Linked DNA regions of Homo sapiens: region 2 is linked to region 1. The links are chromatin loops, found by intact Hi-C in ENCODE. Cell type or tissue: psoas muscle. All regions are shown on one strand. Region 1 overlaps EYA4 (EYA transcriptional coactivator and phosphatase 4). Region 2 has its middle 49 kb from the start of EYA4.

What was found. Peaks named below come from ENCODE experiments on the same cell type or tissue, not always from the same donor. Only the 100,000 strongest peaks of a DNase experiment are listed, where the experiment ranks them.
Region 2: a loop joins it to region 1, with 3 times the contacts of the local background. A loop is called at or near these places in 5 of 110 quality-filtered maps.

What each region holds. Positions count from the first base shown.
Region 1 is chr6:133,367,030-133,371,029 of GRCh38, forward strand. The region is part of intron 2 of EYA4 (EYA transcriptional coactivator and phosphatase 4); the gene reads left to right. Among named protein-coding and RNA genes, the nearest start is that of EYA4-AS2, 88 kb to the right of the region's middle. In psoas muscle, a CTCF peak has its summit at 1,798; a DNase peak (open chromatin) is centred at 1,772; H3K27ac peaks cover 3,573 bases.
Region 2 is chr6:133,190,641-133,194,640 of GRCh38, forward strand. No RefSeq gene overlaps it. Among named protein-coding and RNA genes, the nearest start is that of EYA4, 49 kb to the right of the region's middle. In psoas muscle, no CTCF peak of the experiment used is centred here; no DNase peak of the experiment used is centred here.

The sequences.
Region 1 (4,000 bases):
GTGGCAAGAAATGCTGTAAAAGAACCTGGAGGTATTTCACAGCTTTGGAGATGAAGGGTGCTTGATAGATTACTAGACAAGTAGTCTTACTAAACTGCTCACCAAGTGCCCCCATAACCTGGATCCTTGGGTCTTCTTCCTATATCCGTGCAACTGAGGCTACTGTGTTAGCTTACAAGCAGGGTAAAATCTCAGACTTTTTGTGATTCTTGCTGCCTACTTATGTGTACTCATGCTGAGAAGAGTAGAAGACACGAAGAAAGGAAGTATGTAAGCAGCTTCCTTGTGCTAAGAGTTATGGAGAGGGAGTAGACAAAGTAAATGTAAAGGATGCACCCCATGAAACTGCAGTAATTAATTTATTTTCTTGATTTTAAAAATACGTATATATGTGGCAAGACTTCTACCAAACTTAACAGGTGTCATTACTGACTAAATCTTGATTCGCATATTACTTTGAAGGATATTCATGCATCCAACAAATACCAGTGTAGTACTGACAATGGGAAAGTCACTGCTATTTAATATATCAGCTGTCAATAGTTCATAATAGCTTCACTTTTATCAGAATGTGTGGCTGACTCTCATAGATTGATGGACTCAAAAGCACTGTATAGAGGTTTTGGAGGTCAGGGTGCCATTTTCAACATTTTAAAACAAGGGAAATTAAGAATTTACCCATAGTAAGGCTGTACTGGTTTTTAAGAATATCCAGTTCCTTTGATTTTGGCTATCTTATTAACTATTAATAATTCGTACCTACAGGATGTCATAATAATTAGCAGCATTGAATGATTGCTATGTGCTTGGTTTTAAACATGGGGTAATGAAAACCGTTATTGTTAAATAAAATATATATGGAAGATGGAGTCTTTCAGAATGTGTGGTTCATATTCAAAAATAAATACTGGCACTCTGAGATGGAAACCTCTATGTTTGTTCCCAGGTCACATAATTAATTGGTGGCAGTATGCTGGAACCAGAAGGGCATCCTAGACATCTCTGTTTATAAAATGTTATTAAAAATCATCTATGCAATTTTCCCACTTGGTTATAATGGTACAAAGTAAAGGGATACCATTTCTCTGTTTCTAGGAACACTTTGGTGTCCTGGTGTAAGCTGAGATAAAGATTATATTTCTCATCAGAAAAATTATAGTTATTTGTACTCTTTAAAAATTGAAACTGCAAATGACATTTGTTTTCACGTTTATATTTATAAAGTCTTCACCACACTTTGTTTGTTGTTCCTACCTCGCCCCGCTTTAAGATTAGGGAAGAAAATTACAATCCACCCAGGCTTCTTTAATGCATGAAGAACTTATTCTCCCAGAGTTTTAGGCAAGGTTCACTGGGCCTCTATTGTAACAGGAACAGACATATATTTTGCTTCAGTGAGTGTTTCTTGAGCTCATAAGCATTTTGAAAATATTGAATGACTTACAGTCCCTTAAGAAAGTAGCCATTTAAAAAAGCATATTCAGTTGAACTTTAAAAATATAATTTATACCACAATACTCAACAGGCTCCAACTGCTTGAAAGTATTTGGCTGCAAAGACATTATTTTTAGTGATCCTAACCATACTAGGAACAAAGAATTGCGTCTGTCAAAATGGGATCTCTGGCGCTCTAAAATAATCCACATGCTTTGTGAACTTTGATGAAGTCAGGCAGCTCTCTGTCATATAAATATCATAGTGGCATCAAAACCTGGGCTGACCATGTGCTGCAGGTGGAATGCACACACTCACCCAGTTTCGCAGCAGAAGCAGCTGACACTAGTAGGGAGACAGCGCCGTCTTCAGTTCCTAAAGCCATTGGGGCGTCTGTGTGCTGTCCAAACCTGAAATAGGTAAATGATTCTTCATTCAATCCTCCCTTGAAAATGAAAATGACTTCAGTAAATACTTGTGCTACAAATTACTCAGATGCAGTATTTACTCTTTTCCTGTACGTCACTGTATCATTTAGAGCCAAACTGTAAAGATTATGAGAAAAAAAGAAATAAACTCAGTGTTAGATAAACAAATTAGAGACAGGAAATGCTACACTGAAATACTGTCTGAAGAACTTATGAAATGAGTTTAATCTTTCTTTTAAGATCTGTTAAGACATTTTTGAAGGGATGAGAGATGAGTTGGAAGATACTGTTTTCTTTAAAGAAAATAATTATTTTTCATAAGCTATTAGAATAAAAGGGAATGTTAATATCAGATAATAGCATTATTATCTGATTTTATTATCTAATCATTAAGATTACTCACATTATCCTTATCTCTTGAATTTATCTATTCTTGTTTCATTTTCATTTCATTAGAAATTAATATATCCCTCTCTTTCGTAAACATAAAAGACTTTATTTTATAAAATATATTACATAAAATGTTAACATCTGTGTGAGCATTTATAATTGTGTTCATCCCTTCAGTCTACCTCAGATGAAAATATATACAAAATAAATTAAATAAAAATGTCTGTAATTATCTTTCCATTTTGTTGACATACATGTGTACCTAAAACTAGAAGAGAGCCCTGTACTTTTTAGAGTGAAGTAATAATGAAAGTGAAATCTTACATACCTTGTCTTATCCAAAAAAACGAGAACAAACAAAAATGTAAAATGTTGGTAGGGAACTTTAAATGAATACCATCCTTATTGATATTAACTTGCCATAAAGTGTTTCTCCTACAGAAATGTTTTGCTTTAAAGAAATTTAAAGTAAAATTTGCTTTTTGAAAATTTAATGCAGGGATTTAATTCTGAGTGGTTTACAACAATGGGTTATGAATGTATCACCATGACAGCAGGTTGCTAGAGTCTAGGAGTCAGGAGATGTGGCTTCATTAAAAGCACCTCCAGATAATGCCCTACGTTAGATTTCACTGAAAGACAGGAGCTGCTGATGAGGGTGACCTCTGACATCAAGTCATCTTACTATAAACAGAAGGGCGTGGAAAGCCATTGGTCGGAACCAGGAGTGTTTACTATCCAGGTCTCCTCCTATTTAACCTACATAACTGCACTGCTCCTGGAGCCCGAAGGTTCACGCCAGAGCAAGGTGCTTTTAAGGCTACCTGGGTGTTGGTTAGAGACTATAAACCTCTCAGAGCATTCTGTAAACCTCGACACAGTTTCATTCTACTGACAATGGAGACTGGAATTTATTGGCTGCTGAACTTCACACACACGCACTACAGAACTGACTTCCAAATACAGCTGGAATAAATTTCAGGTTTTGGGGTTTTGAATGAGGTAAGTTGCATTTAGCTTTTGGTTGAAGCGTTATCATTATTATTATGTTCCATGGGCAGTCACACATTTAAGTGTAGGCAGTTCTATCTCAGAGAAAAATATTTTTCTTGTTAAAATAGGTTGTTTAGATTTTTCACAGTTTTTTAGTACAAGGATGATAGAAGAAACTTGTACATAGGAACTGAGCAAGCCAATCAATTAGAGAAAATCCCTGATCTGTTTATGGCTAAAGTGTGAAACACACTTCGTCTTTGTTTACTTTATAAAATTCAGCTATTCAAATTACATTATGTTAATGTTGGGAGAAATGCAGGTAACGTGATAAGTGATAATAGATTACATTTCACTACAAAACTTTTAACAGTCAACTTTGTTTTCCCCTAATAGTACATGCTACTGCAGGATTTTAAAAAACTAATACCAACTATTTAAATGAAAGGCTTTTTTCTGCATAATTTGTTTTGAAATTTGTGCTGAATTTGAACTTTTCATTAGATTTGAGATGTAGTCATCTTGATAGATATGTCATATTTTTAAGAGAATGAGTGTTTCCCTCCATTTATGGAACTATTTTTTCCTGAAACCATAATAGTAAGATCAAGTTTAATTTTAACTTTTTAAAGAATCCTGTAGTGTTTAGTGAGGTTTACCTTCCTTTAGATGTGTACTGAGCACATACTTTGATTTAAAACCTTGATGTGGAAGGCTTTGGTATGCTTTGGTTTAAATTATTTAAATATATCTTT
Region 2 (4,000 bases), 180 kb before region 1:
CATGAATCTCAGCCTTTTCTACCACGTATTGGAGTGAAACATCAACTTACTGTCATGGGGGAGAATGGCTTCCTATATTCTATCAATCATCTGGGTGAAGAATTACAACATACTCCTATGGCTATGGCCAGTCATAAGGACCTAAATGTGGAGACAACTCATAAATAATAAACCATCCAATTATTTGACAAGGTCTTTCTATTTGCTAAGAAAACTTGCCCATCAAAATCTGTAGAGAATTGAACTATCTTCTCCAAAGGCAAAGACAAGTCAGACACTGCAGACCCTCATGTACCTCAGCTGTAAAATACATGCAATTGCAAGGTCCATCTCAGTTGACCTCTGACTCCTTAGCTTCAAGTGGCTTCTTGTTGTCATTACTGGATTGTGGTGGTTTCTTCCTTAGCTCTGTAGTACAGCTTCTTCACTCCACATGAAACATGTTTACTGCCTCTCTCCCACTTGCTGTCTTCACTGTGTGAACTGAGTCTATTTTTAGGTCCTGCCTATTCTTCTGTCTCAGTCTTGGTCCTCAGAGAAGACCACCACCCAGGTCGGAGAGCTGTCAAAACAACTCACCAGTATCTGAGGTACACTTTCCCAGTCACTGAGAAATCGACTTCCATTAAAAAGCAAATTCGGGAAGGGAAAATGTATTTCACTGTTACATCTTTCCAAGCTTCACCATATCCCAACACAAATGAACTGGATTGTTAAATTTAAACACTGGGTCTGTATTCCTCCAGAATCGTAGGAGGAACAGTGCCTCCCAAAAACTTTCTCAAAGTGAAGGAGAAATTGCTCTCAAATGCTAGTTATAAATGTGTAATCTGAACTCCAGCCACTCTACGGGGCAGCAGAAGAATTTATGATGTGCTAAATATTTCCTTTGTTCTTCCCAGTGGTAGCCTGCTGTAGCAATTAGAAAGCAACTGGCTCCACATAGAAACTGCTAGAATTTTCTCAAGAATTGTTGATAACTGTTCAACAGGCTCAGTGAACAGGATTTTCTTATTGTGCAGAATTCAGATTTTTAATTTCCTTTCAAGGTCCTATTTTCTAAAATATTTTCTAAATTTTTCTTCCTTCTTCCCTGCTGCCTTTCCATTGCCCCCTTTATAAGGAGAGAAGAGAGGTCAAGATGACTGCTGTAAACCAATGGAAGCCCAAGGTCTTCGACTTCTAACACTGCAATCCTTTTTAAAGCCATATAAAGGTCCTTTGTGTTGCTATCAAAAACACCTCTGACCTCCTCTTTCTTGTTTTCATATAAAGTGACAGCTCTGTCCCATCCTTCATAAAAAGGCAAAAAAAAAAAAAAAAAAAAAAACCCTGCCAATACCATCCTTCTTCAGAAGCCAGACACTATTAATCATCAGCAGGAGGCAGTATGGCTTCAATTAGCTACACAGTGTTCAATAAATTCTCAGTTATTCTGAGTGTGTGTGTGTGTGTGTGTGTGTGTGTGTGTGTGTGGTGGTGGCCTTAGTGCTGGACAATGTTCTATCTGCTTTACATGGATTAATTCTGTGAAGATGGTGCTATTACTATGCCCATTTCAGAACTGAAGAGATAGAAATACAGAAAAGCTAAATAATGTGCTCAAAATCACACAGCTCATTAGTGGCAGAGCTGAAAATAGTTCCAAAGTAAAGGTCCCTGACTGAGAGAGCAAATGTCTTTGAAAGGCAATTTGGCAGCATGGGTGAGGGCCAGATTGTAACATCTGCCACTCACTCAGGCTATGTAATCCCAAGCAAGTTACATAACCTCTGTGTGCCTCAGATTCATGGTCTACATAATGGAGTAACAGTAGTACCCAGCTCACAGAGTGTTTGTGAAGATTAAATGAGAAATACATATTAAGCGCTTAGAACAGTGCTAGGCATATGTTAAGCACTATGTAGAGGTTATGTTTTATAATCCACACCAGTTTTTCAAAGAGTAAGTCTTAGTATATACAGAAAATTAGCTGCCTCGGTATCTCCACTCTCTTTATTTAATAGGTATGACTCACCAAGCTAGTTGGAAGAGATGAGATGAATGAGATACCGTATCTAACCTGAGGTGTATAATGGTTTCATGAAATAAAAATATGTACACAAATTATAGGAAAATATAATACATACTCTAATACATGCAGGTTAAGTTTTTTACATGACAGAGGGAGTGTGAACTCCACCTTTCAGATGGAGAGATGTTTAGGAAAGGCTTCTAAAAAATTGGAGCCATAATCCTATGTATTATGAATGTGATTAGGACACTTTCAAAGATAAGCATTGAAGGAAGAGGAGGAATTAGCTGTAAGTGGGGTAGGAAATCCCAGGATTGGGAACAGCATAGGAAAGGCGGAAAGGAAGGAAGGCATGGTGGATGCAGGAAATCGCTTGGTAACGAAGTATGTGTGTGTTTGGATATTGAACAAAGCAGGGAAGATGTGACTAGAGACTTTCAGAGCCCAATTCATGCACTGTTGCCATTATTCTCCTGAAGGGCCACCCTGATCAAGACTCTCCCCTATTAAAAGACCTCAGCATTTCTCCAGTGCTGTGGTTTGAATTGTGTTCCCTCCAAAATTTGTGTTGAAATCCTAAACCCCGGTACCTCAGAATGTGTTTGAAAATAAGGTTATTGTAGATATAATTAGTCAAGTCAGGATGAGTTCTACTGGAGCTGAGTGGGTCTGTAATCCAATATGACTGCTGTCCCTATAAAAGGGAGAAATTTGAACAGAGACACACTCACAGGGAGAATGCCATATGAAGATGAAGGCAAAGATTAGGGTGAGGCATCTACAAGCCAAGAAATGCCAAAGATTGCCAGCAAACCACAAGGAGCTAGGAGAGAAGCAGGGAACAGATTCTCCCTCAGAGCCTCCAGAAGGAACTAACCCTGTAAAAACTTAGATGTTGGACTTCTAGACTCCATAACTGTGAGGCAATAAATTTCCATTGTTTAAGTCACCCAGTTTGTGGATACTTCTTACCAGCAGTCCTAGCAAACCAATACACCCACCAGCACAACATTTTTACTGCATTTTTAAATTTTTTTCCTTGGATTTTCTAAGATAACATACCAGGTTGCGAATTGGTAAGGAATGTGGGAAATTAATAGGGAGGTAAGAGGACTATACCTACCCTAGCTTTCTTCTTGACATTCAAGAATGTTATGCTTCCTTCTCCGGCTGATGAGAAGCACTACAGCACTTACTACTCTGAGAACACACTCTTTATTCTCTTGCATCCTTGCCTTGATTCTTAATTTTTTCTTACATATAGAACATATTTTCTTGCCATGTAATTATTGCTCAGATTTCTTTGACTCATTCTCAAAAACCCAGCTGAAGTGTTCCCTCTTCTACAAAGCATTTATCTGAGACTGGCTCTTATATTTTCTTTTTTTTTTTCTTTATGGTGCTTTAAATCATCTGTCATGTACCAGACAAATCAGCAAGTCTTCTACTTGTCTTCTGACTCTGAACAAAATGTGCAATCCTTTAGAGCAGGGACAATAAGTATTTCATTCTTCATTTATTCTAGAAATTATTATTATGGTATTTGACTTATGGTAAATGTTTGCATATTCATTGTACTTTGTAGTGAAACTCTAGTGAGCATAATTAGTGATTCATTCAGTAATTTAGTTCTGCATTATTGTGGTTGGAGTCCAATTAGACATATGTTATTCCAGCTAACATTGTCCGTTGTTTGCTGATAGCCTGTTTCTTTAATTTTATAATACCTGTTTTAATATTCTTATGTACTAATTCTGTCATCTTTTCATTGCTGGGTCTGTTTCTATTGACTGATCTTTCTCCTCATTATGGCTTTTATTATCCTGCTACTTTGCTTGTTTGATAAGTTTTGATTGGATGCCAAAGATTGTAAATTTTGTTTTTGAGTGCCGGATTTTTTTTGTATTTTAAAAAATGATTTAATCTCTGTTCTGGCATACAGATGAATTTTAGGAATCAGTTTTAAGATTTGCTTTTAGGCTTTAC